2 separate regions of the Mus musculus genome follow, and region 1 is linked to region 2. Evidence: chromatin loops called from intact Hi-C (ENCODE). Cell type or tissue: heart. All regions are shown on one strand. Each heading gives the region's core, and the rest is flanking DNA. Links, peaks and the distances in the headings are about the cores only. Region 1 holds the start of Akain1 (A kinase (PRKA) anchor inhibitor 1). Region 2 holds the start of Gm49894.

Evidence for each region. A loop is a pair of places that touch in the nucleus more often than their neighbours do. Peaks named below come from ENCODE experiments on the same cell type or tissue, not always from the same donor. Only the 100,000 strongest peaks of a DNase experiment are listed, where the experiment ranks them.
Region 1: it touches region 2 in a loop (4-fold over the local background); 4 of 42 quality-filtered maps call a loop at or near these places.

What each region holds. Positions count from the first base shown.
Region 1 is chr17:69,431,147-69,447,027 of GRCm38, reverse strand. Akain1 (A kinase (PRKA) anchor inhibitor 1) reads right to left here and starts at 7,702. Exons shown (of 2, transcript NM_001145192.1): 1 at 7,487-7,702. The coding sequence starts at 7,502. It overlaps A930029G22Rik (a long non-coding RNA gene), which reads left to right and starts at 6,788. Exons shown (of 2, transcript XR_003952217.1): 1 at 6,788-7,851. In heart, for the core only: no CTCF peak of the experiment used is centred there; a DNase peak (open chromatin) is centred at 7,697; H3K4me3 peaks cover 2,139 bases; H3K27ac peaks cover 481 bases; H3K27me3 peaks cover 3,743 bases.
Region 2 is chr17:69,376,238-69,392,118 of GRCm38, reverse strand. Gm49894 reads left to right here and starts at 7,938. Exons shown (of 3, transcript XM_030250167.1): 1 at 7,938-8,019; 2 at 8,108-8,943; 3 at 9,821-11,376. The coding sequence starts at 7,938. The coding sequence ends at 9,868. Zbtb14 (zinc finger and BTB domain containing 14) reads right to left here and starts at 8,315. Exons shown (of 3, transcript NM_009547.3): 1 at 7,894-8,315; 2 at 6,615-6,698; 3 at 1,367-4,807. The coding sequence starts at 6,617. The coding sequence ends at 3,461. In heart, for the core only: a CTCF peak has its summit at 9,453; DNase peaks (open chromatin) are centred at 7,518, 7,938, 8,608 and 9,198; H3K4me3 peaks cover 3,298 bases; H3K27ac peaks cover 2,841 bases.

The sequences.
Region 1 (15,881 bases), core at 4,476-12,475, 54 kb before region 2:
ATGCACTATTCACTAGTCAACTATGGAATCAGTGAATAAGTGAATAAGGAAAACGTGGAGCAGAGGCAGGGAGAGGGGCGGGGGATATTATTAAACCAAAAAAAAAAAAAAGATTATCTGTCATTTGCAAGAAAATTTACAAAACTGGAAGACTCTAATATTAAGTAAAAGAAGACAGATGCAGGAAGAAAGCAGCATATATCCTTTCTCCAGTGCAGAAGCTTAAGGACCCAGTCTAAACAGGATAGCCTAGTAATGATTTATGGCTGTGAGGGGTGGATGATGAGAGCCACAGCACAGCTGAAGAGATGGCATGGCTTCCTGTGCTCTGCAGCACCATGGCACTGGCTATAGCTCGCAGTGGGGCTGGCTAGAGCTCACAGTGGGGCTGGCTAGAGCTCACAGTGAGGCTGGCTAGAGCTCACAGAGGAGCTGACTATAACTCATAGTGGAGCTGACTATAGCTCACAGTGAGGCTGGTTGTAGCTCACAATGGGGCTAGCTATTGGCCATGGGGACTTGTTGTACATCTGACCAAGAAGAGAGGAACTTAGGCTCCAAACCTAAGGAAGCCAGAGGGAGGCAGAATTGATGACTTCCCTGGTGTGATCAGAGTGTGCTATAGCACCTACAAAAGTAACATTCTGCAAACCCCAGACACACAGCTGTTACATGTTAACCAAAAGGAACAGAACTCTTGAGAGGATTTTTTTCAATGCACCGCAGACTGCCCTGGAACGTTCTATGACCTGGTCCACGAGGTCTAGACCTTCCTGCCTTATCCTCCTGGGTACAAAAGCATAGGTTTCCTACCACAAGTGAGTGAGAGTAACTTTAAAAAGCAACTTAAAATAGATCATAGACATAAAATTACAAAACTCATGGAGGAAACATGGAGAAAGAGTCTTGAAGACCTTGAGTTAAGCAAAAATTCTTAGATGTATCATAAAAAAAATATAGCCTATTAAAATGCATGAGCTCCACTAAAATTAAAAGCATTCAACTTCAAAGTGGTCTTGAATGGATGAAAAAAATTCAGCAGCAAATATCATGTATATGAGACAAGACTATATCAGGAAATCCCCAAACCCAACATCAAGAAAGAAAACATTCTCCTGATAAATCAACAACATATGTAAACAGACACATCAAGAAAATAGACACTTGGCAAATAAGCTCCTAAGAAATTATCTGCAAATGGCCGGCAAATGGTTCGGTAGAACAGGGTGCTTGCACCTAATCCTCAAGAGACTGGAGACCCCAGGGAGTTTAGAGGTCAGATGGGGTAGAGGGTGGGGGCATCCATGTGGAGACAGGGTGTGGTGGGGAGGAGGTGTGGGATGTGGGGCAGATGGAGGGGGGGGAGGGCAGGGGTGGGAAATGGAATATGGGGTGTAAAAATGAATTAGAAATAAAATTAAATTTAAAAAGGAAGGAAGGAGGGAAAGAGGGAGGGAGGGAGGATGAGGGAAGGGAAGGGAAGGGAAGGGAAGGGAAGGGAAGGGAAGGGAAGGGAAGGGAAGGGAAGGGAAGGGAAGGAAAGGAAATGAAAGGAAAGGAAAGGAAAGGAAAAAAAAGAGAGAGAGAGAGAGAGAGAGAGGAAGGAAGGAAGGAGGAAGAAAGGAAGGAAGGAAGGAAGGAAGAAAGAAAGAAAGAAAGAAAGAAAGAAAGAAAGAAAGAAAGAAAGAAAGAAAGAAAGAAAGGGGCGCTTACAACTGAGTTCAGTCTCCTTGACCCACATGGTAAACAGAGAGAACCAACAAAACCTAGTCCTGCGGATTATCTTCTGACTTTTGTCTGTGTGCTGTGGTATGCATATGAGCACATGTACATACATACAGTCACATGCCCATGTACACACAAATACCTACACACATTAAAAAGATACATAAACTCAACACATTATTTTAAAGAACCATGGTCATTGGTCTTCAAGGAAAGGCACATAGAGCCACGCTGTATGCCACTACCTATCCATTAGAATGGCAGGGATAAGGAGATCAGGACTCCTCACAGATCGATGGAAAGGCAAAACAGTTTGGTTTTAAGAGAGCCACTGAGGGTTAACCTCCTACAAGCCCCAGCAATCAAAGCTGGTGTATTTTCCCCAAATGAATAAAATTAGACTTATACACATGCACCTGTGAATATTTAGTACAACCTTATACATAATCTCCTCCACCTAGAAGGAACCTAAGTGTCTTTCAGTGGGGAAGGCATAAGCCACTTTAGGTATGGCCAAACAATGGGATACTACTCAACAGTAAACACGTGAGCTCTTGATGCTCACCACCCATCATGCTGAGGGGAAGAAGGCAGTCTCCAAAAGGACGTGATTTGATTGTTATGGCCTATGATAGCTGTTCCTGGATGTCAACTTGACTATATCTGAAATGAACTACAATCCAGAATTGGAGGGCTTACCAGTGGTCCAGAGCTGGAGGCTGGAAGACACAAGTTTCTGACCTGGATCTTGACATGGAGATCGTGAGGCATGGTGACCATGAAAAGCTTAGGCCCAGACAAGGTAGGACAAATCTTTAATTCCAGGAGACTAAGGCAAGGAGATCTCTGAGTTCAAGGTCAGCCTGGGACAAAACAAGTCCCAGATCCAGGTGTGGTGGTACACATTTTTAATCTGGGCCACACCTTCTGCTGGAGATCTACATAAGGACATTGGGAGAAGGAAGATTAGCTCTTCTTTGCCTGCTTGCATTTACTTGCCAGCAGATCTGTTGGAACCTACTTCTACAAAAGACCTGCTGAAACAACTAGCCTCATGGGACTGAGCAACTACTAGATACTTGGACATCCCATTCACAGCTGACCGTTTTGGGGTAGTTGGACTACAGACTGTAAGTCATCACAATAATTTCCCTCAATATTGAGAGACATCCCATAAGTTCCATGACGCTAGAGAAACCTGAATAATACATGGCCCACCACTCTTCTGCTAAAATCCAATTGCCTACAATGACACTGTGAGCAGGACATGGAGGTGTGCCTTCCTGACGGACAGCAGCTCTGTTATGAAAGATCTATAGAGACTCTCGTGCTCTGCCATATGAAGTCATGATGAGAAGGTAGCTGTCTGCAGGGAATCTGCCATACCCAATCTATACCACTTTGGTCTTGGACTACCCAGCCTCCACCTCTAGGAAAAGATCTCCTTTATTTAGAAGCCACCTGGTCTGTGAATCTCGTTAGTGTTCTATCAGTGGCTAAGGCCCAACGTGACTCCATTTGTATGACATTCTGAACTGAGCACATGGTTAGGGGTGGAGGACCTGTGATGAGTGCAGGTAAGGGGAGGGAAGATGTTGACAGAAAAGGTTAACAACAACAACAACAAAAACCCCAAGACTTTAGTGCATTAAAAGTGCTCTGTGGTGACTACATGAGCCTATGTATGTTTTTAATCTCATTGAATTGTATGCAAAAATTAAATGCAGTGTATGTAGTCTTTAAAGAAATGAATGCATTTTTAAAAGACTACATGTATAGAAAAGAATTTGTAAAGCTAGAAGATTATAAAACTGACAGTTAAGATGGTCTGCTATATAATTCACTCATTGCTTTTTTGGAATTGATAGATTTATATAAATGTATAAAGGCTATCTTGTAATAAATACTTTCTTAAATACATTTGATTGCTTTCTTTGGAAACACTGGTATTAAATGCTCTCCAAATCAAGCTTAGACGTCAGGGTCTGTCTACCTAATTGCTTGCAATTGCACACCATTTTATGTCTCTATGAAATCCTTATTATTATAACCTTACCTGATTTATGCACAAGAGAAAAGATCTTTTTGTTGGTACAGGATCTAACTTGAAGCAAACCCAACTGCCACATCCACAGGAGAGATGAGTTAATCCCTGAGATGTATGGTTCTCACCGGAAGAAAGCAGTGTGGACCAGAGATGAGAGAACCTGTTTCCACTTCTCTACTACATTTTTATTCCTTACTGATGTAGGCATTCTTTAGTCAGAATAAAATGGCAGTGAAAAGACTTGAATTTGTGAGTGTATATTTTTCCCCTTCCAGGAATTCAGCCAAGAAATATGCTCTGCTACATTTTACCAACTTTCATAACAATGGCCAGTGGTCTCTCTCTCCATGCTTCCTCTTTGGCTTTGTCTATGAATAGATAAGAACACTGAGATACCCTGACTCCAAACACCAGCAGCACCAGAGATCTTACAGTATTTTCCTGCTTCTAAGTGGTAACTGTTGCTATGTTCCCCACAGAGAAGTAATGTGGGCCAGTTTAACATTACACACAGGAAGCAAAGTATTTCTCCATACTGGTTCTTCAGCCTCTTCCTTGGGATTGGCCATTTACATTTGGGGAGCTTTTCAAGTTGCTCTGGAAACATTTGACCTTCAGTTTGAGGAAACAGAAAGAGGAGAATGGAGAGGTTTGAGGAAAGAATTGATCACAGTGCCTCAATTTACCCATGTGCTCCGACTTGGTTAAATCTCTGTTTGAGGGTACCTAGTCAGTCCTTGCAGAGGCATTGATATGTCTTGCTGCACATCCAACTGCTGCCTTTGTGTAACCACCACAAAAGGTACAAGAAATGACTAATTGAATTCAGATCCAAACTCTTTTTTAAAAAAAATTAGTAGGCATGAGCTTGGAGAATTTTTAAATTGGTTTTTCACAAAATTAAAATTCTTCTAAGTTACAATGTCTATTAATCATATAAAAGAAATGAAAGATGGAGAGTTTATTTTTCTAGTCTAGTCAAACCAAGAAAGACTACTCAAGGCTCTTGCCCAAGCACAAAGCCTTGTTTCTTACAATGCATAGATACCAAAACTCAAGAATATGCACGTGTTCTATAGCAAATGGTAAGAGTGGCTTCCAACTAGGGTTATATAGAGCTTCATTCTGGTGCTTCCCGCAACACCCACCCCCCACCCCTTCCCATTGCATTTCTAGACTGAGAGTAGCTTTGCCTTTTACCAGTGCCTTTGAGGGAAGCAAAGAGCCATTTAAACACAGGTCAATCTACAAAAGCAAGAGCAAGGCCAGGTCTTAAAACCTGTGGCCCCTATTTATTGCTGTGAAAATCCAATAAGAACACAATACACATGAGGTTTATGAACAGCTGGTTGTTGGGTTCTGAGTACTTTTAGCCCACGAGTCTCCCTCCTGGGTACTAGGTTAGCTTGGAGGAATGCAATGGGAAGGTATTTCCAGTTTGGAGTGATCTGGAAGAGTAATAGACTAGAAATGAGAATACAATAATGAAATTCTAGCCGAGATTAAAATAATCACCGTTACGGTTTTCTTTCAGAAGGATGTAACCACACATATGAGGAGAGTAAGCACAATGGTGCGCTGACAGTATCTTTAGCCCCCAAATGCTTATGATTTTCAAGAAACTCAAAATTAGGGGAGGGGTGACTCACTTCGCGGGTTTCTGTGCCTGTCATACCCAGGTCAATTTCTGAAATTTTAATTTTTTTATTTTTTTATTTTTTATTTTTGGCAGATGTGAATCATCACTATTTTCCTCCACTGCGATAAACAGGAACTACACAAACTTGAAGGTTAGATGGCAACAACATCTGTTGAAATTCTGAGCTGCTTAAATCCAGACCGCCTGCCCCTCCAGAAGGAGTCTAAGTTCATTACACTGCCTCCACCCCTTCATTCGTAGGAAAATTGAATAGATAACAACATCCCACAACATAGCACTAGACACTGCTCCACCTCGCACCTCTGTAGCTGGGGTGTGTCTCCTCAGAGGAATGGCTCTGAGGACTTAAAGAGGCGGAGTCTAACTCCAAAGAACCTCAGCTCCGCCCCCCAGGAAGCGGTAACATTGCTCACACCACAGGGCGACTGAGTCAGAGGGAGACAAGAGCTGTTCTGACTGAGACCTGCTGCTTTCTGACTCTCTGACCTTGCGCTGACTGACCGACACAGACTGGACCTCCACCTCATTTCCCTTAAGTTATCTGTTTTGGAAGGAGAGCGACATTCCTAGTCTAAGGCAAGGGTTTCCAACCTTCCTAATGCTGTAACCCTTTGTTGCCGTTCCTTATGTGGTGACTCCCAACCATAAAATTATTTTTGTTGCTACTTTATAACTTTATTTTTACTGCTGTTGTGAATAGTAATGTAAATACCATCTGATATGCAACCTCTGTGAAAGTGTCGTTCAACCCAAGGGATCGAGACCCACAGGTTGAGAACCACTGCTCTAAGGCACATGTGCACTTGTGGATCCTGTCTCCTTAGCTAACCTCTCGGGGACTCAGGGACTGTCACTGGTCATTGACAGGTGGAGAGCTTCCTCTTCTTTCAGTGAAAAAATGTAAAAACCAGACCCAATTCTTTCCTTTTAGAAATGCTTTCTTTTTCTTCTCCAATGTCTGTTCCCCTGCCCAGGACATTTTCAAACCTGTTTCTCAAATTAAAGACCCCCAAAGCTGACAGAGTGATGCTATGTGTTTCCTACTACCTGCTGTACACTGCCCCTAAAAAGAAGTACAGCCAAAACAAACAAAAACAAGAAGGGGAACTGCGAGAGGGAGTCAGGGCAGGCAAACTGAAAAAGAAGGTTAGAAAGATGAAAGAGAAAAACCAGAGAGAGAGAGAGAGAGAGAGAAACTTTGGACGTAGAAATGTTAACTATAAACGGGTCCACGCTTCATTCAGCCCACCACACACACACACACACACACACACACACACACACACACACCTAGGTCGAGGCCCTAGCAGAAGCACCTGAACGCGCGTGCGCGTGCACAGAGAGAGAGAGAGAGAGAGAGAGAGAGAAAGAGAGAGAGAGAGGGGGGGGAGAGGGAGAGAGAGAGAGAGAGAGGAGAGAGACTGATAAACCCGCCAACCTCAGATAAATTTGACTCTTCAACTTGTAGCCTCCAATCGCAGCAAAAGGACGAAGGTCCTTCGCCACCTGCCAGCAGAAGACGCTGCAAGCGCCCGCGGCGCCGCAGTAGCCTCTCTCCTGCTGCAGTCCCGACAGAGTTTCAGATCCAAATCCATAGGGCTAGCGCTCCTCTTCCCCTCGCCCCGCTCCCCTGCCTTCGACCTCCTCTGGAGGCCCGGAGGAAGGAAGCAGGGCACTTTGCCACTTCTAAGGAAGGGGAGGAGAGGCGGCGACAGAGACTCCCACAGAAGGAGCCCCAAGCCCTGTATCCTTCTCCCCACTCCCCGCCCGCACACCCGCGCAGGTCCGATGCTGGCGAGTGGGCCACTTGCCAAGGTGTCGGTGCTCACTCCGGGTGCCGGGATTCAGGCGGGACTGTGAGACGGAAAGGTTGGGGTTGCAGATGAGGCGGGTGTGGGAGAGGGGCGACCCGGCGGTCTCCACCCCCCGGGCCACTGCAACTCCAAAGCACGCATAGGGACCCCCGTCGTCTTAAAGGCCTTCCCTCCGGGTGCGTTCGCCTCCCGCCCCGCTCCCCGCCTGGACGTCTGCGGAAAAAGAAGATAAAAGAGTACCTGGAGCGAACACCATGACTTCCTTCAGCCGCTACACCCTTGGGTTTCTAGAGGTGGACAGACAGAGGGCGGGAGCCGACGGGGGACCGGGGAACCGCGGGGCCGGGAGCAGACGGGCGCGCAGGGTGCGGGCGGGACGGTCAGCACCTCGGACAGCTCCCTGCGCGCGGTCCCGGGCCGCGGCTCAGCGCTGGGCGCGCGCTGCCTCCACAATGCACCGCTCCGCCGGCGGGAGGAGGAGAGGCAACCCGGCTCAGCTCCTCCTCGGTCCCCGCGCCAGCTTGGCGATTCACCGCCGAAGGAGCAGGGCGCTTCTACCGCTTCCACCGAAGCAGGAAGGACGGAAGGGGAAGCCAGACAGAAAGGTAATTGCCCGGTTTCCCGGCAGGCGCACAACTAATTGCTTCTAACTACCTGCTGTCACTCACCCCCAGGGATGCCGGGCTGACATTTAAGATGAGTTTGTCCCTTTCCCCACATCGCACTAGACTTTACTCCAGAGGCTGAGTTCTTGGAGTGTGGCTGTCTCTGAACAGAGGGAGGAACCACCAAGTTAACCCGTCTTTGCTGTTCACGACTTCTCTGGCTGCCCCAGGCCTCTCAATGTCAGCAAGAGAGCTAAAAGAGAAAAACAGGATGACCTTGCAATGCATGCATGACAAGGGCGCTGCTCGCGGGTCCTGTTCCCCGTGACCACTGGGTCAACTCCCACATTTGCAGGTTCTCAAGGTCATAGCCTGAGAGGAAACGGTGTTAGTCACTGCAAAAAAAAGTACAGATGAGACATGTCTCGGACAAACTCCAACTTCTGCACGGATGAGGAAAAACATCTCTGACATTGATTACATACTTAAGAGCTTGCCCAGATCTGGTTCAGTTGGTATCTGCGCCCTTTACAGTTGGTTCCACCCTGAACAAGGACTTGCTGGATGCTCACTGCAGGCTCCTAACCCGTAGTTCACTTGAAGATATCTGTTCCCTGATTAATGTTGGTGCGGTGTAGGCAACGCTCATTAGATGCCACCAGCTTGCAACACGCGCGTGTGGGTTTCAGTGACAGAGTCAAAAACCACATAAGGATCCCCTTGCCTTGGCTTTTATCCTCCATCTCTGTAGTTGAATGGGGTTGTCCAAAACCAAAGGCAATCAGAGTTTTTGGGCATTCTTCACCTTTTCCTGGAAATAATAGCGCTGTTCTAAAAGCACAGTACTAACAATTTGATTAAAAGCCTTAAGCTCTACCCTGTTTTGGCAAACATAGGCATTTAAATAGCCAGGCTGGCACCGAGTTTGTTCAAAGCCATAATAGGTTGAAAATGTAAATAGTTTCACAAATCTTGAACTACGGTTATCATGGAGGCATCTGGGCAGCTTCAACACAACACAGTCACAAATGCTCTTAGCACCTGGTGTCATAGGAGATGAAACAGATGGGGCCTGCCTCAGCACGATGCAAATCAGCCAATGGGTAGGAAAAATACCCATGCACAAAGGGGTGGAGTCCTCTCATATGCCCAAGATACACCCAAACCCTTGGGAACAAAAACTATCTGCCCCTCTAGTTTCAGCACCGTGGGACACATGAAGCACTATTTGAGATTTGCTTGAATGACTGCCGACTGCTTTAAATAAACACCCCTCCACCACCCTTAATTTTTTACAACTTTGTGTGTTCATGGCCTTTACTCACCGAATGCATAAACAAATATCCACAGGAAAATATCGTGTTAAGAACATCTGAAAACATTCTTAAGGATCAACCAGATGCAAACGCAGGTCCAGCACCTTCCCCATTAACTCACTGTTTAACCTTGGATATGTCACCCTATTTGGCCCATCTCGTCTATACTACAAGAACTGAGGCATCTGCAGGGTTTGCTGTGAGGACCCTCTGAAATATGGATCTCAGTGAATTAAGAAAGAGCAAGGGGTCCTGGTGTGGTGCTGTGTGTCTTTGATCCCAGCACTCAAGAGGCAGAGGCTGATGGACCTCTGTGAGTTTGAGGCCAGTCTGGTCTACACAGTGACTTCCAGGACAGCCAGAGCTACATAGTGAGACTCTGTCTCAGAGAGATAAGGAGAGAGGGAGAGAGGGAGAGAGGGAGAGAGGGAGAGAGGGAGAGAGGGAGAGAGGGAGAGAGGGAGAGAGGGAGAGAGGGAGAGAGGGAGAGAGGGAGAGAGGGAGAGAGGGAGGAAGGAGGAAGGAGGAGGCAGAGGAGGAGGAGGAGGCAGGGAGGGAGAGAGAAAAAGGAGCATGACCCAATTAAACTCACTCCAGAAATCATTGACAAGCTAGGAGGACATTGTGCCCTACAGGAAACAATTAGTAGATCAGTGGATCATAGATATTAATGTGTGTGTGAATTCTGGGGACCAGGCTAAGCTGTAGCCTGTGAGTCAGGAGGGTACAGTAGAACCCGAGAGTCTTCCTTCCTAACGAGTTTCAGGGGATGTCCACTCTGTAGAACAGTGTTCTATCCTTTAGTGGCCAGCTTACAGGCATATCAGCAGCTTTTAAAAAGTATGTACGTTTCTCCCAAACCCATCACTTATCTTTTCAAGTATTAAAAACAAACACACAAACAAACACACAAACAAAAAAAATGGAGACAAAGTCCTGCATAATGCTAGACTAGAAAGTAGCCAAAGAGGTAGGAGAAGTAAAAATAACTAACAGAAACATCGGTACATAGACCGATGGGCCCTCTAGCTTTTTAGTGAGCCTGGAGTGGCAATAGACAGAAATGTGATCTAATAGGAACCAGAACAACAGGCCAGTGCTAAACAAGAATTTCTCAGCCCCCGTTCCTGAACAAGAGTTGTAGACTCTGTCCTTTCTCAAAGCATCTCTTCATTGACCCTCCCCCTTCCTAATGCCATTCCTACAGAGCCCAACGACAGTATGTTCTCAGTCTAATGGGGGTGTGTGTGCGCAAAATTTTGTTTACACTGAAGATCATTCCTGGACCTCACACAATATAAGCAGGGGATCAATTACCAAGCTATAGTACCAGGTCCTGTCTATATTTTAGTCAAGACAATTAATATTATCTGCGAGTCACTTTGGTGATATGTCTTAGTTTGTTTAGGTGGTTTCAGCTGTAGATTTCACTCAGCGTTATCTCAAATTTGTACCATGACCAGAATTATTTTGTTGATTTTATTTCAATATCCTGATGCAGCTTCTGGGCTTTAATACTTTTATATTTAATATAAGTGCTAGATTTGGTATCTGAATACCTAAGAGAAAGATAAATGTTCCCATTTATTTAGCTATACTATGAGTTGGATTCATTGACAGATCTTTTACCCAGACTCACCCCAACGAAGCTTTATCTCGTGGTGTAGTCCCCCTGTGTCTCTGTTTGAATACTCCATGCATGGCAACTCACCCTGCTCAAACAGCTTTAAAGACAGCCATTCTACCAGTGAGGTAGCCGTGGCTACCATCTACTATATTCTGACTTCTGCGGTCACTTCTGCTCAGTAATGGGAGCAGCAATAAAAAGCAAGACAGTAAACAAGCTATAGTAGATGCCCAACTTTCTTAGCCCAGCACTGAGCCTATCAAACTGGACACCCCCCCCCCCTTCCAGGGGTACTCGGAAAGGTTTTGGAGGACCCAGAAAGCACATGTGGAAAAGTATCTCCTTATCAAAACCACTCGGGATTTGGGAGAAATGTTGGCTTAAAATACGTGGAAACATTATGAAGTTGGAAACAGAATTCTGGTGGTAAACAAATGCTAAAGAATGGGTTCTGGGGAAAAAAAAACACTACAGGCAATGAAGAGCTGCACTTCTTGGGATTCCTCAAGCCCTTGTTTCTTGTATTTACTTTTATTTTATGTGCATTGATTTTTTTTCTGGATGCATGTCTGTGTGAGAATGTCAGATCTTGAACTTACAGATAGTTGTGAGCTGCCATGTGGGTGCTGAGATTTGAACCCAGGTCCTCTGGAAGAACAGTCAGTGCTTTTAATCGCTGTGTCATCTCTCCAGGCCCAAGCCCTCGTTTCTTTAGCCAGCTTTTCCTCTACTCTGTGTTAGTGTTGAAAAAAAACTAGAAAAATTTGCAAGCACATCCTGGACGACACTCAAGACCCTTACATGTGGAGACATGTGGTTCCAGACAGACCCTGATTCTTTTTGCTCAACACTCATTTTAAATACATTATTCAACCAACTAGAATTTAAAATAATTTTTCACCCCTGGTACTGTTGAAGTAGATTAAATAGGGACATTTTCATCATGAAAAATTAAGCCATGATTCTTTCCAAAATGTCTGAGCACATGAGTTTTGAATGATTATAGAAATAAAATGCTGGAAATGAATTCTTTCTCAAACTATTGAGTTGGCCCTCGGGAAGGACACTGGGTGATGAAAAGCATAATTAAAACAGGGGTGAGTGCCTTGTGCTGAGACACAGAGACAAAAAACCAAATGAAGAAGCCAAGAACACTGATTGTCGTTTCTGGTCTGTAAAGACAAAAAGGAGACTTAGGTGAAAATACACAGAAAGAGGAAAGACAGCGTCACTGAACAATAAAAGTGAGGGAGGACAGGCGATGAAATAAAGAAAAGCAATGACTTTGCTGTGCTAAAGCAGAAAATATTAAGGCATTCTTCAGGCTTGAAGAATGAAGAGCCATGCCTCTGCGGGTTTGCATTTACGAGGCAGTTTATGAGTCCCGTGGGATGCTTTAAAATGTGCAATAACCATATTTTCTTAAAGAGGAACAATAGCAAAACCTCCATGTTGGAGAAATTGCATCAGAACAGTTAAATTTTTACACTGTGTTCACAGAAAATAAATAATTTCCTGGAGAACATCGACTTCATTGAAAACCCTTTTCCCTTATTAATGATCCATGTATCCACATTTATTCTCTAGATAAAGTTCTCCCAAATTCCCAAGTAAAACTGCTGATTTTATTAGATAGCATGAATGGAAAATGAGACAACATGCATGGCATGGTGAACATGATAGAACATGGGCAGACATGAGATAGCATGCATGACATGGGTGGACATGATATAACATGGGTAGACATGAGATAGCATGCATGACATGGATGGACATGATATAACATGGGTAGACATGAGATAGCATGCATGGCATGGTGGACATGATATAACATGGCTAGACATGAGATAGCATGCATGGCATGGTGGACATGATATAACATGGATAGACATGAGATGGCATGCATGGCATGGTGGACATGATATAACATGGCTAGACATGAGATAGCATGCATGGCATGGTGAACATGATATAACATGGTTAGACATGAGATAGCGTGCATGCCATGGTGAACATGATATAACATGGGTAGACATGAGATAGCGTGCATGGCATGGTGGACATAATGTAACATATGTAGGCATGACATAGCATACATGGCATGGTGTACATGATATAACATGGATAGACATGAGATGGCATGCATGGCATGTGTGGAAGATGAATAGCATGGTTAACATGGGAGGAAAGTGAAATGACAATATTCAGATTCAAATCAACATGATTATCTCTAAGACACAGCATGGAGCTTCCAACTCACAACATTCAACTTATCTTCAAAAAGTGGATTGACCTTATAAAAATTTGTTCAGTAAATTTTAAGCATAAGAATCTACAATAAATCATGTTCAAGCAGATAGTGGAGAAGAAATGGAAAACAGAAGGAGACAAACAGAAAAATAGAAAGGGGAAGAGGGTAAAAGGAAAAAAGCAAATGCAAGAAATACCTCTTTAAACAGAAGAAGGAAGAAAAGCAAGGGAGAATGGTGATAGCCTGGAACTCACTCTGTGGACCAGGCTGGCCTCAAACTCATAGAGATCCACTTGCCTCTGCCTCTCTGCCTCTCTCTGCTCTCTCTGCTCTCTCTGCGCTCTCTCTCTCTCTCTCTCTCTCTCTCTCTCTCTCTCTCTCTCTCTCTCTCTCTGCCTCTGCCTCTGCCTCTGCCTCTGCCTCTGCCTCTGCCTCTGCCTCTGCCTCTGCCTCTGCCTCTGCCTCTGCCTCTGCCTCTGCCTCTGCCTCTGCCTCTGCCTCTGCCTCTGCCTCTGCCTCTGCCTCTGCCTCTGCCTCTGCCTCTGCCTTTGCCTCTGCCTCCTGGGTGCTGGGATTCAAGGCATATGCTACCATACCCAGTGCTTTTAAGGGATTGTTTTGCCTTGGCTTCTTTGTTGAGACTGAATCTCACAGTGTATTCCAGGCTGGATTTGAACTGGTTGTAGCCCAGGAGGATCAGAGAGAGAACCCAGCTGTGGACAGCAAAGGTCTTGAGTGTCATGGACACATGAAATGAGGGTACAGATTAGAATGCCACTAAATAGCATGACCTTATTTAGGGAGGAAAGGTAAGAAAGGAAGTTATGAAGTCATTCTGTGTACGCAGTAATGAAGTCAGAGCTCCGGCTTCCTGGTGACAAAGAAGAAAGTTAACAGGACCAAAGACAGGATGTGTGCATCTAATAATGTTTCAGATATGAAGCTATTCTGAATAACAACAGGACCTAGAAAGTGGCCTGTACATGACTGCTGAGCAATCAGGGATAAGAAAACTCATGACAGTGAGGTGCTGAGCTGCTGAGTCATAATGGATGATGAGTGGACACAGGGGTGGAAGAAGGCAGCCCACCCCACAGCATCCCCAGTACCTAGCCCAACCTCAGTCATACAGCAGTCAGTCAACCCAGATCCAATGACTATGCTGAATTCTGTGCTCATTTCTTTGCTTGGATTTATCTTATTTAACTCTCACATTTGTGTGGGATTATGCTTCTGTTTTTATTTGAAAGACAAGCATACTGAGATACTGACACTTAAATACCCTGACAATGGTTATACAGGCAATCTGTGGTAAAGCCCAGATTTAAATGCAAGTATAAGTTAGGAGAGGGATGACAGAGCTAACCATGATTGATGGACACCATTTGCTCTCCTGTGTCTTACACAGCATCTCCTGCACATCTCTGCAAAGACAGAGGCATGGACCTCTAGCCATCCAGGTGACACCAGAGCAAAACCAGTTTCTATATCATTTCTGGAAACTCAGTGGGTTCTGGGTTATTTGGAACCAATGATAAAGAGAGTTTTCTTGTTGACAAAGTAGAAGTTTCCAACATTACCTGTGAGCTGGCTAGGTTTGTTTCCTTGTCTTGTTTAGTGTTTGATGGTTGGGTTGGTTAGTTAGTTAGTTGTTTGGTTGTTTGGTTTTCTTTTTGTTACCTTGATATAAAGAAGGATCATCTGGGAAAAGGTTACATCAATTAAGAAAATGTTTCTATCAGATTAGCCTGTAGGTAGGTCCGTAGGGAACTTTTTTTTTCAATCAATGTTTGATATGAGAGTGACCAGTTTACCATAAGTGGTGCCATCCCTGCTGAACAGGTGGTCCTGGGTGATATAAAAAGCAGGCTGAGGGGGCTGGAGAGATGGCTCAGCAGTTAAGAGCACTGACTGCTCTTCTGAAGGTCCTGAGTTCAAATCCCAGCAACCACATGGTAGCTCACAACCATCCATAATGAGATCTAACTCCCTCTTCTGGTGCGTTTGAAGACAGCTACAGTGTACTTACAGATAATAAATAAATAAATAAATAAATAAATAAATAAATAAATAAATAAATAAATAAATATTAAAAAAAAAAAAAAGAAAAACAGGCTGAGCAAGCCACAAGGAGCAAGTCTGTAAGCAGCACTTGTCTATGGTCTCTGCCTCCATTGGTAACTCAGGTTCATGCCTGGAATTCCTGCCCTAAGCTCCCTTTAGGATGGACTGTAAGCTGTAAGATGAGAGAAACCCTTTCTTCTCTGAGTGATTTTAGTTGTGGTATTTATTGCAGAAGCAAACAATGAAAAGAAAGCAAGATGGCTTGGATCATCATGAAGGAGATTTCACACTGCAAGGAAGAAAGAGATATGTTTGGTTTGCGAATTCTGTGGCATAATTGTAACCCAAACCATGGGAGTCAATCACTTTTAACCACTGTGTACTGACAACCAGACTGGTCATAACCCTAGACCTTTCAGTAAGAAGAGAGCCTCATAAGTAAGGGTTGGGTGAGATGACATATGAAAGCAGGTTTGCCATATTTAGAACTAATATGTTTTTTTTTTAAATCTTACCCCCATTTCCACAGTTCTCTGTATCCTTGCTCTGCCCCAGTGAGTAGCAGCCAAAGTCTAAAACAGATCCCAAACTTGGCACTGTTTTTTTTTTTTTTAGCGTCTTAAAGTTACAATTCACTCTCTATTCCTGGCAACCTTGCTCAAATAAACCCACATTCTATCTGTCTGTCCATCCATCCATCCATCCATCCATCCATCCATCTATCTCTACTAACCTATCTTTTTAATGTTGTGTGAGTGGGTTTTTTGCCTGC
Region 2 (15,881 bases), core at 3,910-11,909:
ATTTGGAAGCCAACCACATCAGGGTGTATGTATACACTTGACTACACGCCAATGACCTACTTAAAAATGGGCAAATGAGGTGTGATTATGAAACCAAAGAAAATTCTAGAATGAGTATGTAAGCTGTGAATGGACAGCTTATAAATGCCAATTAAACAGAACTTTCTTAAGACATTCTCAGTTGTGAACACTTTAAAAAGACGTGTCAGGCTACAATGCAGAGCCAGCAATTATAGAATTGACAGGTGTGGGGAGCGGGGGCGGGGGCATCTTGTTTCTGTATCCACTGAGAACATCCCTGATATGGTGCAGTTTGCTAGCACATCCTTAGTTCCAACCCTAAGGATGCAGAGGCAGGCATATATTGGAGTTTGAGGTGAGCCAAGTTACCGACTGATAACATGTCCAAAATGAACCAGTACAACAGGAACTACTCATGGTGAACCCAAAAAGCAGGATACTGGGCTCAGTGTTGTGTTAATTTTCATGTTAAGCAATGAGGAAAAAGGCCACATTTTTACCTGAAAGGTGAAGAAACTTTCTAAACTCACACTCAGGGCAGTTCAAAAGGTGCTTCAATTTGTGTGTATCCGTCAGCACATAAGCAAGCGCTTCGCCTCTGTACCATATCCCTAGTGTCAAGTCATTTGGTCAGGGTGGTCTCGAACTCACTCTTTAGCCAGTCAGGCTGTCAACCTGTGATCTTGCCTCAGCCTCCTGAGGGGCTGGGTTGATAGGCCTGTGCACCGGGGATGCTTAATTTTCTTGGCTGATTTTACAGTTACATGAAATTCCTTACAATTCCTTGCATTTATCATCTAAACCAATGCTAATATGAGGGGGTCAACACAATGTTTGTGGACACAGATAGTGTACAGGAAGAAGTATTGAAGTATTGATGGAAAGATAGCCTATGCTTAGAATTCCTTTCTTTCTTTTTTATTTATTTATTTATTTATTTATTTATTTATTTATTTATTTTTGAGACAGGGTTTCTCTGTATAGCCCTGGCTGTCCTGGAACTCACTTTGTAGAGCAGGCTGGCCTCGAAATCAGAAATCTGCCTGCCTCTGCCTCCCAAATGCTGGGATTAAAGCTGTGCGCCACCACTGCCCGGCTTAGAATTCCTTTCTGCTCACACTGCAGATTGGGGGCCAGCGCATCTCAGCAGGAACTCGCCATGCCTCTGCGGGTGGGTCCCTCCTACCTTAGGGATGACTAGAGTTAGCTGGATGTAGAGAGGCACTGTTCCTGTTCAGGGCCAAGGAAAGTAATTTTAAGAGTCCACCACCACTAAAAATAAAAACAGGTACTCCCATAAGAACCCAGAACCCATGGTAGAAGTTATAACACAAATACAAAAAGGTTCAAACACTAAACATGTAATACGAAGTATTCAGAATTCTACTTTGTTTTCTCAGATTGGGACACAATGACATGATTACCTGTCCACAAGGCTTTTTATAGGGACTGATTTTAGATCAGGAGTGTGACCCTCTATGAAACCATGACTATGGTAGCGTATAGATCTGGACATTAACAACAGTGGTATAAAGAATGATCAAGAACAAGAGGAGTGTATCATTATCTTTATATACAAAAACAAAGGCCCAAAATATGGTTTGTTGAAGTAGTTATCAACAGGATGCCAGCTGATTTCACATTTGCTTTGGTTAACACAGCCTAGGATCACCAGTCCGGCCCCTCCTACTAACTGCACAGACGAACTGATGGGATTGCCTTCAAAACAGAAAAAAAAACACTCAGGAAAGATTAATTTAAGCTGAAACATTTTAACGATAAATAAAGAAAAAAATTTAAAGGTAGCCTCCCCTCCATCCTACAATCTCTGGCACAACATGGACACCGGTTTTAAAAATAAAATTTTTCTCACGACAGTAATAACAGATGTTAGTACAGCAGGCCATGTAACGAAATTACTTTAATGCATTTTTTTTTTAAAAAGAAAACCTTAAGAACCAAACATGAGCTTTTAAAGTTGGCACCTTCTACAACTGTACACATCCTAAAACAACTGTCTACACTTTCCTACAGAACATAATTCAAACTCTGTGGGCATTTCAATATATCCTTAAGGAAATAGTCAAAGGAGCGTTTTAGTACACCCAATCTGAAACAAAGTTCATAATTCCGATTTATGGCTATGACAGGGCAATCAGCTTCTATTGAAAACTGCAACCAGTGATAAGACATATTTGGAAAACATAAACATTTGGTCTGATAGTCTTTAATATTGGTTAAAGGGGTCTGATATGTGTTGCCAATGAAAGGTACTTTAATCCACTGTATAAAAAAAATAAAAAGGAAAGAAAAAAAATGCAGCTGTCCCTTTTCTCGAAATACATAAGACCAACAATACTATTTACACACGTGAAGGGTTTCAGACGTATTTAAGGAAGCATCTGCTCCAAGGGAAATTGAGTGCTGCAGAGATGCAGAGACCCCGAGGCCTGACCATCTGTAAACTACAAAAACGCATTTGAAGAAACATTGCTGCTGCTTGTCCTAATTTTGATCTTAAATACAAAACCATTTCTGAAATCAGTCACGATTTCAAGACCTAGGGGTTTTTTGTATCTGTGAAAACCTTGTGTCAGACTCTTCTCCTGTCGATGCTGGTCCATTGCACGGACACACACAGACAGCATGGCCACACTGAATGAAAGGGAAACTGAGTCCCAACACCACCAGCATCCTGGTGGTCTCACTCATCCTGAGGTATACATGACCTGCAGCATTTGGGGTGGGTACAGGGGCCATTGTAATGGATGAAGGAACACTTCAGCAAAGCAACCATTATTTGTCCAAGGAACAGTGAGAAACAATGATATATATATATAGAGAGAGAGATTTAAAAATCACAAACCAAATATAAAACTAAAACCATTCCATTTTTCCAAATTTGGTTTTGTACTTCTGCAGTGTTCTGGGTCAGCGCGTGCCAACATTTTCTGCATCCATATAAAGGTCTTGTATCCAGTTATTAAAACTGCTGTTTTGACATAAGTCACATATACTGGGACTAGGAAATCAATTTATTCCATGACTCTGTGCAGTGCACTCACCAGCTTGGCAAGAGTTGAGGAATTAAGAATGAAACAGAAGCCACTCATTTTAAACCAGACAAAGGAGATTTCAAATTAAAACCATAAAGAAGGGTAGGGGAGCTTACTGGGAATATGAATACTAGACAACACACACACGCACACGCACACGCACACACAAACCAAAAGATAAAAAAAGCAAACTGTTTGGTCAGAACGTAGGAACATAACTGCCTTGAGAAATTTGAGAATCACCTAACCGGAGTGCGCACTGTCTTAGGTCCAGCCAGCACAACGCTGTAAATTGCCACAAAGCGGTCAAAGGTGTTCACTGACTACAGCCAATGCAATCTTAGCATCCACCTCCCAGGCCCAGTGTTCCTAACCCATCACCTCTAGCTACAGGCAATTGTCTCCAGCTGCTGCTCAGCCTCAGCGGCCATGGCTGCGGCCTGCAACTGTTCTGTCTCACTCTGGATGGCACTGGGGGTGACCTGTTTCCTCTCACTGTGCATATTGTTCTCATGCCTCTTCAGGTCTGAGGCCTTGGCGAAGGCCTTGGTGCAGGAGCCACACACAAAAGGCTTTTCCCCTCTGTGTCTTCTCTCGTGGTCCTTGAGGTGAGACTTGTGTTTGAAGGCTTTGTCACACATGTGACACGCAAATGGTCTTTCGTTGCTGTGAACCCTCTCGTGCTTCTTCAGGTCTGGGGCGCGGATGAATGACTTTCCGCACACCTCGCAGCTGTAGGGTTTGTACCCTGTATGGATTTTTAGGTGTTCTTTCAGGTGGGCCTGGGTGGTGAAACCTTTTGTGCACATCTCACAGACAAACGGCCTGTCAGCGGTGTGGAGCTTCTCATGTTTCCTCAGCCGGCCTTCATCGGAGAACGTCTTCCCACACGCCTGGCAGGCGATCTGCTCTCGATGGTGACCGTAGAGCAAGTACTCGAACTTCATGTCGCTGGCCGCCGTGGTCCAGCCCGGAGTCTGTTCATCTTTTACTTCGCTCATCCCATCATTAAAGGTTAAGGCCTGAGGGGTCTGAGAGCCCAGATCTTTGGATTCGGGAGTCTCCATGGACTCCACTTCCTGGCCGTAACAGTTCACTTTCCGAACTTCCTCACTCCCCAGCTCTTTCAAAATTGCTTCCTGAACCCTGAGAGTGGTTGTGGGAGACTTGCCGTCCTCTTGACTCGGGGGAGTGCCCTCTACCGTGTCATCAGAAGGGCTGTCATCTTGGTCCCCGATTTCTTCCACATCATCGTCCTGAGCATCAGCAGCGTCTCCGATGGGGCGGTTTAGTTTGAGGCAATACTTACTCTTCGACTGGCCGTTACTTTCATCCGGACTAGACACATCGCGCTTCTGAGAACACAGTTTATCCAAAAACCGGATACCGAGAATCTGCCCGGACGACATCATCAAGTTGACGTCCTCCTTTTTCACGGAAATCTTGGCGGTGTACATGTAGTTCAGCACCTCTTCAAATATGTCAGAGCGGAGGAAATCTATCTCTATGACGGACGAGCTGTCTACTTCTAGCTTCTTGAAAAGCTTCTTAAAGTACGTGCTGCAGGCGGCGAGGACACACCGGTGGGCTCGGAACTTTACATCTTCAACCACGATGGCGATGTCGCAGAATTCTCCCTCCAGGCGCTGTTCGTTCAGTGTTTTCAGAAACAGCGTTTTATGATCATCATCATTATATTTTATGGTTTCAGACATACTGATGAAAAACTCCTGCAAAGGAAATTTTAAAGGTGTTTAATATGAACCTAGTACACCCTATGCAAAATTTAGACATATCGTGAATATTTGGAACCTGATAATTTAGAAAGTCTGTTAAAGATGGTCCCAAACTGGTAAAAAAACAAAACAAAACAAACAAACAAAACAACCCCAGACAAGGGATTTCCATAATGCAATTTTAAATTACTTTCTGTTTATTAATAGTTCCCTGGTTATAATGACAATGGCAGCTTTTCACAAAATATAGACCATGTACTACTCTCCAAGTTTTAGGTGGCTCAATTCACTTAATATCACTTAATGTTAATGTCCTATTGGGTAGGTGGTGTCCTCAATTTCTAAAAGAAGTTAGGAAGCAGCCCAACATCCTACAGCTTGTAAGATCCAGTAATTAAATCCAGGAAACGTTCACTCTGTTAAGACAGATAAACAGCCCAACAATGGAGACTCAGTCCAGCCCATGGCGGCCACCTGTAATTCTGAGACGGTGTCAAGGTGGCTGGCTCTGCTAGCTAAACAGTGAACTCCAGGCTGAATTGAGAGATCCTGTCCCAGTGGACAAAGCAGACATCAATCAAAGAAGATGCCTGTCTCGCCAGCTTTGGGGTCTCCGAGGGAATGGCCACATACATGCACCAGCATGCATGCACACACATGCAGATGTGTATACATACACCACAAATGCAGGGAAAAAAAAAAAGATTCCTCAAGACCTGACTTCAGGTGTGGAGGACTTGACAATAACACCGGGCTGGGCACTGTACTTCCTTGAGAGAAGAGACAAGCCACCACTGAAGAACTAGAGAGGGCACCACTGCCACAATGGTTCTGTGTTGGCCTCTAGTTTCTCCATAGTAGTTTTGAGCCACTCCTGGATGAGTTTCTAGGTGTAATCTGACCCCCAAGACCTCTGGGAAGACAGTGATGAGTGGCTTTATGCTCATAGGATGCCAGACTTCCAGCCATCCAGTTAAAAGTCAACAGATGTACAGGTTGAGTGTCCTTTCTCTGAAATGCTCGGGACCAGAAGTGTTTCAAGTTTTAGATTTTTTTTCCTCCAGGTTTTGCAATACGTGCATACACATAATGAGATAAATTGAAGATGGTAGGCCAAGCCCAACTCCAAAACTAGTTGTTATTTTATATATACCTTACACATACAGCATGAAGGTAATTTATATACTATTTCAAAAAATACTTCTTTTTCGAGACAGGGTTTCTCTGGGTAACCCTGGCTGTCTTGGAACTGGATCTGTAGACCAGGCTGGCCTTGAACTCAGAGATCTTTCCTCTTGCCTGCCTCAAATAATATTCTTTTGTTTATTTTGTTTTCTCAAATAATATTCTCAACAAAACTTCATAGCACAGAATTTTCATCTATGGCTTCTTATTGCCCTTCAAAAAGCTTCAGAGTTTGAACATTTTGGACTTAGGTTCAACCTGTACTTGGTTAAGTATAGACATATTTTTAAAACAAAGTAATTTCAGAACCACCACAGAAGGCCTTCCACTGCGAGTTCAAGAGCTTATCGAAAAATACTGTGTTTTATGTAAAAACAACATGGTCTTACTTTTATTCAACCCAGTTTAAGTCTGAAGAAAACAGGTTTTTCCTCATGGAAGTAGAATTACAAACGTATGTGTAGAATGTGTGTATGTGTACACACTGGGGATCAGGGACTTGCTTAAACCGAGGACGTAGATTTAGCCCTTACTGATACCCCTAGACCCGAGATACTTATGTTAAAATCAAATGCCAGATGATAGTCTGAGGCTTACTACTCTAAGGTACACTCACCATGAACAATTCAGGCTATGTTCTTAATGCCTTAAACACCAAAATCTTCAGATCAGACTCAGGCTGATCAGGGGCAAGCCAGATCTACAGGAAGAAAGGCACAGATTAAGTAAGATTTTTTTTTTCTACATTAAATCCTAAACCAAGTATTTACAAGAGTCACAAAACACTCTGTCCCACCTCTTGCCTATGAACCGTTTTTTGGGGAGACACTGTGAGGCTAACAGTAGTCAGGTCTGGTTCTATGTAAGGACTAGACCCGGAGTAGTCCGTGGTATATATTCTTGAAAACATCAGCACATATATGTTCTTTATCCACACCACTTCCTGTTGGGTGCACATTTTCCTTTAAGAACTATAGACATCTAGATGCATGTTTGAATATCGGACGGCTGCAGGAACACACATACCCAACAGCTAAAGAGTGGAGAAATAAGCATGCCACTTTGTCTACTACACAATTACAAACTTGTCTCCAAGACTGCCATGGAGAAATCTTACATTTTTCTCCCTCCATCCCCGGATGCAGGTTCAAAGAATTTTCTTTCGTTCTTAACTCTCACCCAAAGAACTCCACATCCTGCAGCCCAACAGGCTTTGAAGAACAAAAATTTCCTCTACTGACCACCAATCCCACAAGTGCAGTAGAAGCAGGTGGCCGTGTTACAATACAGTCCTACACAATGACTTTGTCCGAGATTCCACCAAAGGGTCGACATCCTGAGAACCCATAACAAGTTCATACTATAGGAATCACAGGGCTCTGAGTTAGCAGGCTTTCCCATGTGCACGGAGTGAGGGCTGGTAAGATAGTTTCTAAGGATGCTCCCTCCAGTCTTCACCTCAGCCTTCCTGGGTTCTAGATGCACCCTGGGCCGGCAGTCAGCCTAAGGGAAGGCATTCCCTGCAGAAATTCCCTCCGTGGCACTTCTGAGGTCATGGACTTGGGAGAAGAGTGGCCCTATGGTAGCTATGGCAACATATCAGCGTGCGTACGCCTTCTCGATTCTGGTGAGTGTGTAATTCTTTTTCAAAGGAGGTCACAGGGCAATCGGCTCGGTTTTTTTTTCCCCCTATAGAGATGTTCCCATTGCTAAGTTCAAATGAGTCAAACCTGAAGATAACCATTGCCAGTATGTGTGTAAGTAGGTGTAGGACAAGACATAGCCCAACACCTATAATACTATAAAGCAGCTCCTTGCTAGCAGCTCCCCAAATCGCGGGAGCGTTAAGGCGTCCTCACCGAGCACAGAGCCAGGCTTTCCCAAAGCAAACTTACATAAGCAGCCGCAGCCGCCTCCTTATTCCGGAGCAGCTGCGACAATGGCGGCCACACCACTTCCCTGTTGCGACCGCACAACTTGGGAGTGGGGAATCCGGGGCCCCGCGAAAGACATGGGGCGCAGTCCGCGCGTGGGGAGCCCACATTCGCATTTCGCAGCCAATGAGCCGCCGGATGCAGCGAGCCCTCAGCATTCTCTCCTAAACAAAAGCTCCCCTGAGCTGTGCCCGCCAGCGACGGGCCACCTTCCCTTCCACCATCCTCCACTTCTCCAGGTCGCGGCGCGGGCGCGAGGCTCTCTTCCTTGGCCCGCAGCAGCCCCGGCGGCGCGACGAGCTCGGGAGCGGGCATGCGGCCGGTTCCGCAGCCCCGCGCCGCGCCGCGCCCTGCTCCGCCCGCGAGCCCCGAGCTCGCGCCCCGCGCACTCCGCGGCCTGCGCGTCTGGTCCTCCCGCGCCCTCCCGCGGCCAAGGGCGGGGGCGGCGCGCGGCCGGCTCCCCGGAGCTCGGCGGACGCAGGCGGGGGAGCGTGCGCGGGGGGTCCCGTCGGCTCCGGGGGAAACCACAGCTGCGAGGGGCGGCGCCCCGCGGGCCGCGCTCGGGCCCGGCTCGGCCGTCCCCACCCCCACCGCGGTGCACTGCGGCGCGGAGAGCCAGGCGGCCATGAACTCGGCCGCGGAGAGAGAGCGCGCGCGCGGGGCCGCCGCCTGGCCTCTTCCCCACCCGCTCGCTGGCCTGCGCAGCCACCGGGGACGCCCGGCCCCCCACGCCCAACCGCGGCCCACGCCCCGATCCCGCTCGCACCGCGCTGCGCCGCCACATCCTGCAGCTGGCTGCTGCCCCGGAGCTCGGCGGGAACGCGCCTCCTCGCAGCCGCCCCGGCCGCGCCCGCCGCCGGCTGCCCCCGCGTCCCCGCGCCCGTCCCCGGCCCTTCCAGCACCCGGCCCGCGCTTACCTGCAGCTTGGCACCGCTACAGACGCTCGCTGTCGCTGTGGGCTCCCTCGCTCGGCAGCGCGCAAGCCAGGGACGGGATGGACGCGGGGGCACGGTGGGTGGCAGTGTTTTGGATTTTTTTTTAATTTTTTTTTTTCTGAGTTTGGGGAGGGGGTGGGGTAGGGGGGGAATCGTGCACGTCCCTGGTGGTGGCAGCCCTCCTCCTGCACGAGCACACACTAGCCAACCCGCCGCGAACACCCCCACCACCCCCCTCCCCGTGCATGCGCGGTGCGGGCTCCGGGGTAGTGGGGGGGAGAGAAGGCGCGCCGCCGCTTGCGCAGGCACGGAACTGGCTGGGGCCTCCCTCGTGAGCGAGCGAGGAAAGGGTTAATCTGGGACCTGACGGGTGGTTGCTTTCCCTGGGTCTACGGGGCCGCCCGCGGAGAGCCCTGGCCTGCGCACGCGCGCGCACGCGCGCGGCAAGGGGCGCGCGGAGCCCGCGCGCGGGAGAAGGGGGTGGGCGGGGTCGGGGCGGGGCTTCTGCCGGCCAGGGGAGCGAATGCACGAGCTCCTTTCTCGAGCACCCGCCCCCTCCTGGAGCTCCCGACTCCAGGGCTCCCGCCGGCGCCCGGCCTCGGCACTGCGTCGGGAACGCGGGGAGCCTGCGCTCCCGTGCGTGTGCGTGTGCATGTGCGTGGGCCATGTCTGCCCCTGGGCGCGCACGGTTCGGGCGCTGAGCTCGGCCTGGCTTTTGGGCAGGTGTCCCGGTGCACCGTCTGTCTCCCCTGTACCGTCTCGACCGAATATCCAGGCTCATGGCTTGGTTCGTGCCACTGAGGCATTGTTTATGGGGAGCAGGCATTTGCAGAGCAAATGAAGTGCCATTTTTGATTTGGAGTATAAGGGGAAATTCCGGTCACCCTGGACAAACTGCTCAATCCCAAAGCTCTAGATCTACCAGACTAATTGGTGCCTTTACGTTTACCCAGGTACATCCCTCTCTAGCCATCATGTTTCCAGAACTAGGTTGCACTTGATGCTCCCATGGAGAGATCTGATAGCCTGGTAATGTCAGGACATCCATGTAAGTTATAGCTCCGCTGCTGCTGAAACCTTGTGTTCTCTGTGAGGCACTTCCTGATCCTCTTTACCTGCCCTCAGGCCCACGACCTGGAAAGTCCCTTTAGCCCCAAAATTTCTGTTCAACCTGCAATACTGGCAGCTGGATTGAGCTATTGTGCTCCTAAATGTCACTTCACTTCTGCTGCTTTGTCACACTTTCAACAGTCTTATGTTAAATCACGTGAATAACATCTGCAATTAGGGCAGGACCATGGACTTCTGGGAAGATGTAAAAGAATGCCTGTACCGGATGCCTAAGTAAACATGAAGGAAAACTATGGTCGCCTCAATTTTCTAAAGGACACCATATTCAGCCTCAGCTAAAATATTAACCAGTACTGGTTTAATGTCCCCCACGGTGTTTAAATACACGCCTTCAAATTTTTATTTTCTGTGTATGAATGCTTTGCCTGCATGAATGTGTGTGCACCACGTGTGTGCCTGGTGGCAGCGGAGGCCAGTCAGAAGGGGGTTCAGATCCCCTGAGACTGGAGCAGGATGATTGTTAATCACCATATGAGTTCTTGGAACTAGACCTGGGTCCCCTGAAAGAGCAGTAAGGGCTGTGAACTACCGAGCCAAAGTTTTAGCTCCTACTCGTGTCTTTTGGTGCACACAATAGCCTTTGTGTTAGTAGGGTTTGGTGAAAGACTTGAGATAGAATAAACCTGGTCTAGTGTTACTTTTTTAAAACGATTTTATTATGCGTGTGTGTGTGTGTGCGCGCGCACACAGGTGAGTATATGGGGGTAGCGCATATGATGCGTATGCTCCTAGAAGCCAGAGGCCCTGGATCCCCTGACCATCATGAGCCACCTGAGATGGGTGTTGGCCCTCTGGTCCCCTGGAAGAGGAGCAAGTGCTTAACTGTGGGTCATCTCTCCAGCCTTTTAAGCCCCACTCTCTTTTCTGGAATGGAGACAAAGAAATCAAGGCAGTCATAAAGACTGACCAACACCCAGTTAAGCTTTTAGTGCAAATATTAATCCCCTGATATGCTACTGTTGGTGTTGGATTCTAGCATCATGGCAGGAAGTGGTCCTCATACCTGACACTCCGCCTGTTTGCGTTATTCGGGTTCCTTCGTACAGCTCTGTGTTTACACTTTAGTCCTGTCTGTGTTTTGCTTACGGGGCACTAGTAATACCCATCTGTCGTGAGGTTATGTCCTGAGGTGATAGAGCAATGGCTTAAGTTCACGGTGTGGGAACACGGCCAGCTTCCAGTAATCTTCAGTGTCACCACCTGCTGCTGCTCTTGGAGCACACCTGGAAGGGCTTCACTCCTCCTGGATTTATTGCTTGCCTCCTGTGTAGACATGGTCCTCTTGCCTATGAAAGAGAGTTTGTCCTTGGATTTTAAATTTAGTTCATCAGAGTTCATAAACATCAGAACAATAAAGTGCTTGACTTTTTTTTTTTTCCTTTTGTATCAATGACTCCTTGAATTCAGATGCATAGCAACTGTACTCTGCCTGGCTGGTCCTTGCTTATCATCAGGACTCAGGGGAACTAACAAAAGCATCACTCTCTTGGGAAGGAGGATGGGAAACTCCTTGCCTGGTCCCACACCCTTCGCACCCATGAGGCTCATAGAAGACACCAGCTGATAGCAAGAGTCAACCCAGAATTCAGAAATAAAGGGCACAGTGTGCAGTAGTTAATAGGGATCAAGGCCCTCGATGGACGTGTTCTTTCTCTTCTACTAACAATGGCTACCGTGGAAGACAACTGCTGGGGTCATTTAGAGCACGCTATTTTCCTCAAAGAATGCTCACAGCCTCTGAAACAAAACCTGTTTCTGAGAATTGTGAGGCTGGATTGTAGAACATAACAGGGTGGCCTGTGGGATACCAGGGCTTAGATAGACACGTAAGGGACAGCTGAAAGGTGTCCTGTTTTGTAGGGGGTTTATGGGTGAGTGGAGTTGATGTCTCCCTCACATTGACCATTGGGGTCTACTGTTGGTTTTGGCTATAGATACAAGTAGTAGAGATTGGACAACTTGTAAGTAGAAGCTTTGAGTAGCCCATGTTCTGTACGTCACGCCCTTGGTTGACTGTGTTTAAATGAACCATCCGGTCACCACTTCCTCTGCTGCCTTGAATGACAAATGTCTTAGAGGATGAGACCCATTGCAAATAAACTGAACCCAGCCAACTCTGGGTAGGCAACAGCTCAACAAAAGGAAACAAATGTCTCCCCTAGTGCCATAAATACCCTTCCACCTTCCTGCCCCAAGAACCCTAGATACGATGAAGAACAAAGTGAGCCGACACCACAGAGATAAAGATGTACACACTCAACAAATGTCCCAGCAAGGACCTTAGCACAAAGGTTTTAAAGCATACACTACCATGAAAAGGGAACAGGGGAACTAGATTCAGATGGGAAATCAATAGAAGCTTCATTATACCTTTAAGACCTGTAGGCTGAGAGGGAACTAGCAGAAGGGATGGAGGAAACCAAATTTCAGATACCAGTGTATTAGGGTTCTCCGGAGTAACAACTTACATGATGAATCTCCATATAAGAAGGGGGTTATTAGAATGACTTACAGACTGATACAGCAGTGGCTGGCTCTCAACCAAAGTCTGAGAATCCAGGAGTTGCTCAGGCCACACAGGAGGGAGGAAGAGACTGCCATGAGAAGTAGACCCTGAGAACAGTTTGTAATCCGGGGAAGACTCAAAACAAAACCCACAAACCAGCAAGTAAAAAGGGGCATACGGTTGGGGTGTAAGTTTGAATAGCTCACAACCTGCCCAATCTAGGCTTAGAACTTATAAATAAATTACCAGTATTTTGTGTCTTTTATATGGGCTAGCTAAAATAAATAATATATTTACAACAGATCAGAACGCTATTGCAGTACATTACCAGTATTTTGTGTCTTTTATATGGGCTAGCTAGAATAAATAATATATTTACAACAGATCAGAACGCTATTGCAGTACCAACGAAGCATTTTCGTGGTTTCACAAAGAATGGAAATACTTGCTGGAAGCTGAGTAAAATGGAGGCACTTCATTAGATTTAATCTCGTTACAAAACTGCCTAAGAAATAATCATATCAGACGTCCATTTGAGCCATCCTGTAATCTCTGCATTGATGGCGATTAGGGAAGAAGCTCAGTTACTTTAATAGAAAGGTTGAACAGCCAGACCTTTCATCGCCGTGACACAATACCTGATCAAGTAGCATAAGAGAACAAAGTTTTTCTCTAGCTCATAGTTTCAGGAACTTAAGTCCACAAACCATGTGAAAAGCACCATGATTGCTTCTCCATCAAGGTGCAGCAGAATCACAGGGGTAGGGACATGCACTAAGCAAACAATTTGCCTCACAATGTGCAGGAAGTAAGGAAAGGGGCGGTGGGTCAACAGACAAAATACAGCCCCCAACGAAGTCTCCAAGTAACCCCCACAAACTAGAAGCCAGCCTCCACTATACAAGCTTATAAGGGACAGACTATAATTCAAACCATATGTAGTAGCTATTCCTGGTTGTCAATTTGACTATATCTGGAATGAACTACAATCCAGAATTGGAGGGCTCACCTGTGATCCAGATCTGGAGGCTCGAAGACACAAGTTTCTGACCTGGATCTTGATGTAGAGTTCTTGAGGCATAGTGGCCTTGAAAAGCTTAGGCCAAAGCAAGAAGATCTCTGAGTTCAAGGTTAGCCTCCCAGATCCAGGAGTGGCGGTATACACCTGTAATCTAGGCCACACCTTCTGCTGGAGGCCTACATAAGGACACTGGAAGAAGGAAGAGTCCTTCCTCTTCAATGCCGGCTTGTGTTTACTTGCCAGCACATCTGTTGGAACCTACTTCTACAGAAGACCAGCTGAAGCAACTAGCCTCTTGGGACTGAGCAACTATTAGATTCTTGTACTTCCCATTCACAGCTGACGTAAGTCATCGTAATATATTCCCTCAATCTAGAGAGACATTCCAGAAGTCCATTAAGTGTGACTCTAGAGAACCCTAATAATACACCATACAGAGCATTCTGTGTTGAGTCCCAAAAGGCTAATGTCCATCTCACCATGCAAAATGTAAGTAGCCAATTTCTAAAAGTCCTGTAGTCATGGCAGTCCTGGCATTGTTCAGAAGGCAAAGCTGAAACTCTTCTTTAAGAGCCAGAGAAAACTCATAGCCACAAGCCCCCGTAAAATCATAAACAATTATATATTCCCAAGGTACATTTCCATTCAAAAAGTGAAGACTGGCGGAGATGTAAGAAGGGTTCACATTCCAAGCAAGACTGAAGCATAGCCTGGAAGACATTAAGTCCTGTAGCTTTGTGTCCTATATATGGGGCACATGATGTCATGATATGAGCTTGTTTGCCTGAGCAGAGTGTTTGTAGACCACATGACCTCTTCCTTGGACTGGCTCCACTTATCTCTTGCAGCCTCCTTAGGCAGATGTTCCATATTGCATCTTCCAGGGTTTTCACTGCAGCTTGTTAGAAACTTTAACTTGTAGATTTTTGTCGCCTAATTCCAACTGTCACCTTAATGCTGCCCTCTGATTATATTTTGGATCATTTTAACTTCATGTAACCAGATTCTGTGTCTTTTTAAAGTCCCATGGAAGATATTTACATTTTTACTTCAGTAGAAAATCACTTTACGTTATACCACTCTATCTTAGGATTTTACTGCTGTGAACAGACACCACGGGCAAGGTAACTCTTATAAGGACAACATTTAATTGGGGCTGGATTACAGGTTCAGAGCTTCAGTCCATTATCTTCAAGGAAGGAGCGTGGCAACATCCAGACATGCATGGTGCTGGAGGAGCTGAGAGTTCTACGTCTTCATCTAAAGGCTACTAGTAGAATCCTGGCTTCCAGGCAGCTCGGATGAAGGTCTTAAAGCCCACACTCACAGTGCCACCCCTACTCCAAAAAGGCCACACTACTTGAACAGGACCACACCTTTTTTTTTTTTAAGAATTATTTATTTATTTTATGTATGTGAGTGCACTATAACTGTACAGATGGTTGTGAGTCTTCATGTGGTTGTTAGGAATTGGATTTTTGGGACCTCTGCTCACTCCAGTCAACTCCGTTTGTTCAGTCTCTGCTTGCTCCAGCCCAAAGATTTTATTATTATTATTATTATACATAAGTACACTGAAGCTGACTTCAGACATACCAGAAGAGGGCGTCAGATCTCATTACAGGTGGCTGTGAGCCACCATGTGGTTCCTGGGATTTGAACTCAGGACCTTCAGAAGAGCAGTCAGTGCTTTTACCCACTGAGCCATCTCTCCAGCCCAGGGCCACACCTTCTAATAGTGCCACTCCCTGGGCCAAGCATATACAAACCATACACTCCCAATCACAAGCTGACCGTGTTGTAGATTGGCACATTGGTGTGACAGTTGGATCTATCTTGCTGTGTTCCAAGTGTTGGCCATGTTCCAAGTGTTGGCCAGGAGTTGATCTGTTAGTTCATACCTGAGAACCTCTTGCGTGCTTGCTAGAACAAGATCTGTATATCCACAGCTCAGAAGTGAGATTGAGTCTCCCTCTTTGTGACCTCTTTCTCTGTCCTCTAGAAACTGGGGCATCACAGCTCTATAGCTGCATCTGCATGTAGAAGCAGGTGTCAGGATAACCAAAAGAAAAAGGAATAGCCAATGGGTGCCTGACTCGGTGATGAATCATCATGTTTCCTGATACATCTGATTAACTTATTTATTTGATCATTTGTAGCTTAATTTTATTGTATATATTGGTGGTGGTGGGGTGGTCGTTGCTATGGCATCATGAGGAAGTCATAGGACAACTCTAAAGAGGCGATTCTCTCTTTCCACCGTATGAGTTCCTTATGAACTCAGGTCATCTGGCTTTATGTCAGGAGCATGTAGTGCTGAGACCATTCCTTGGCTCAATACTTGTATTTTAAGAGT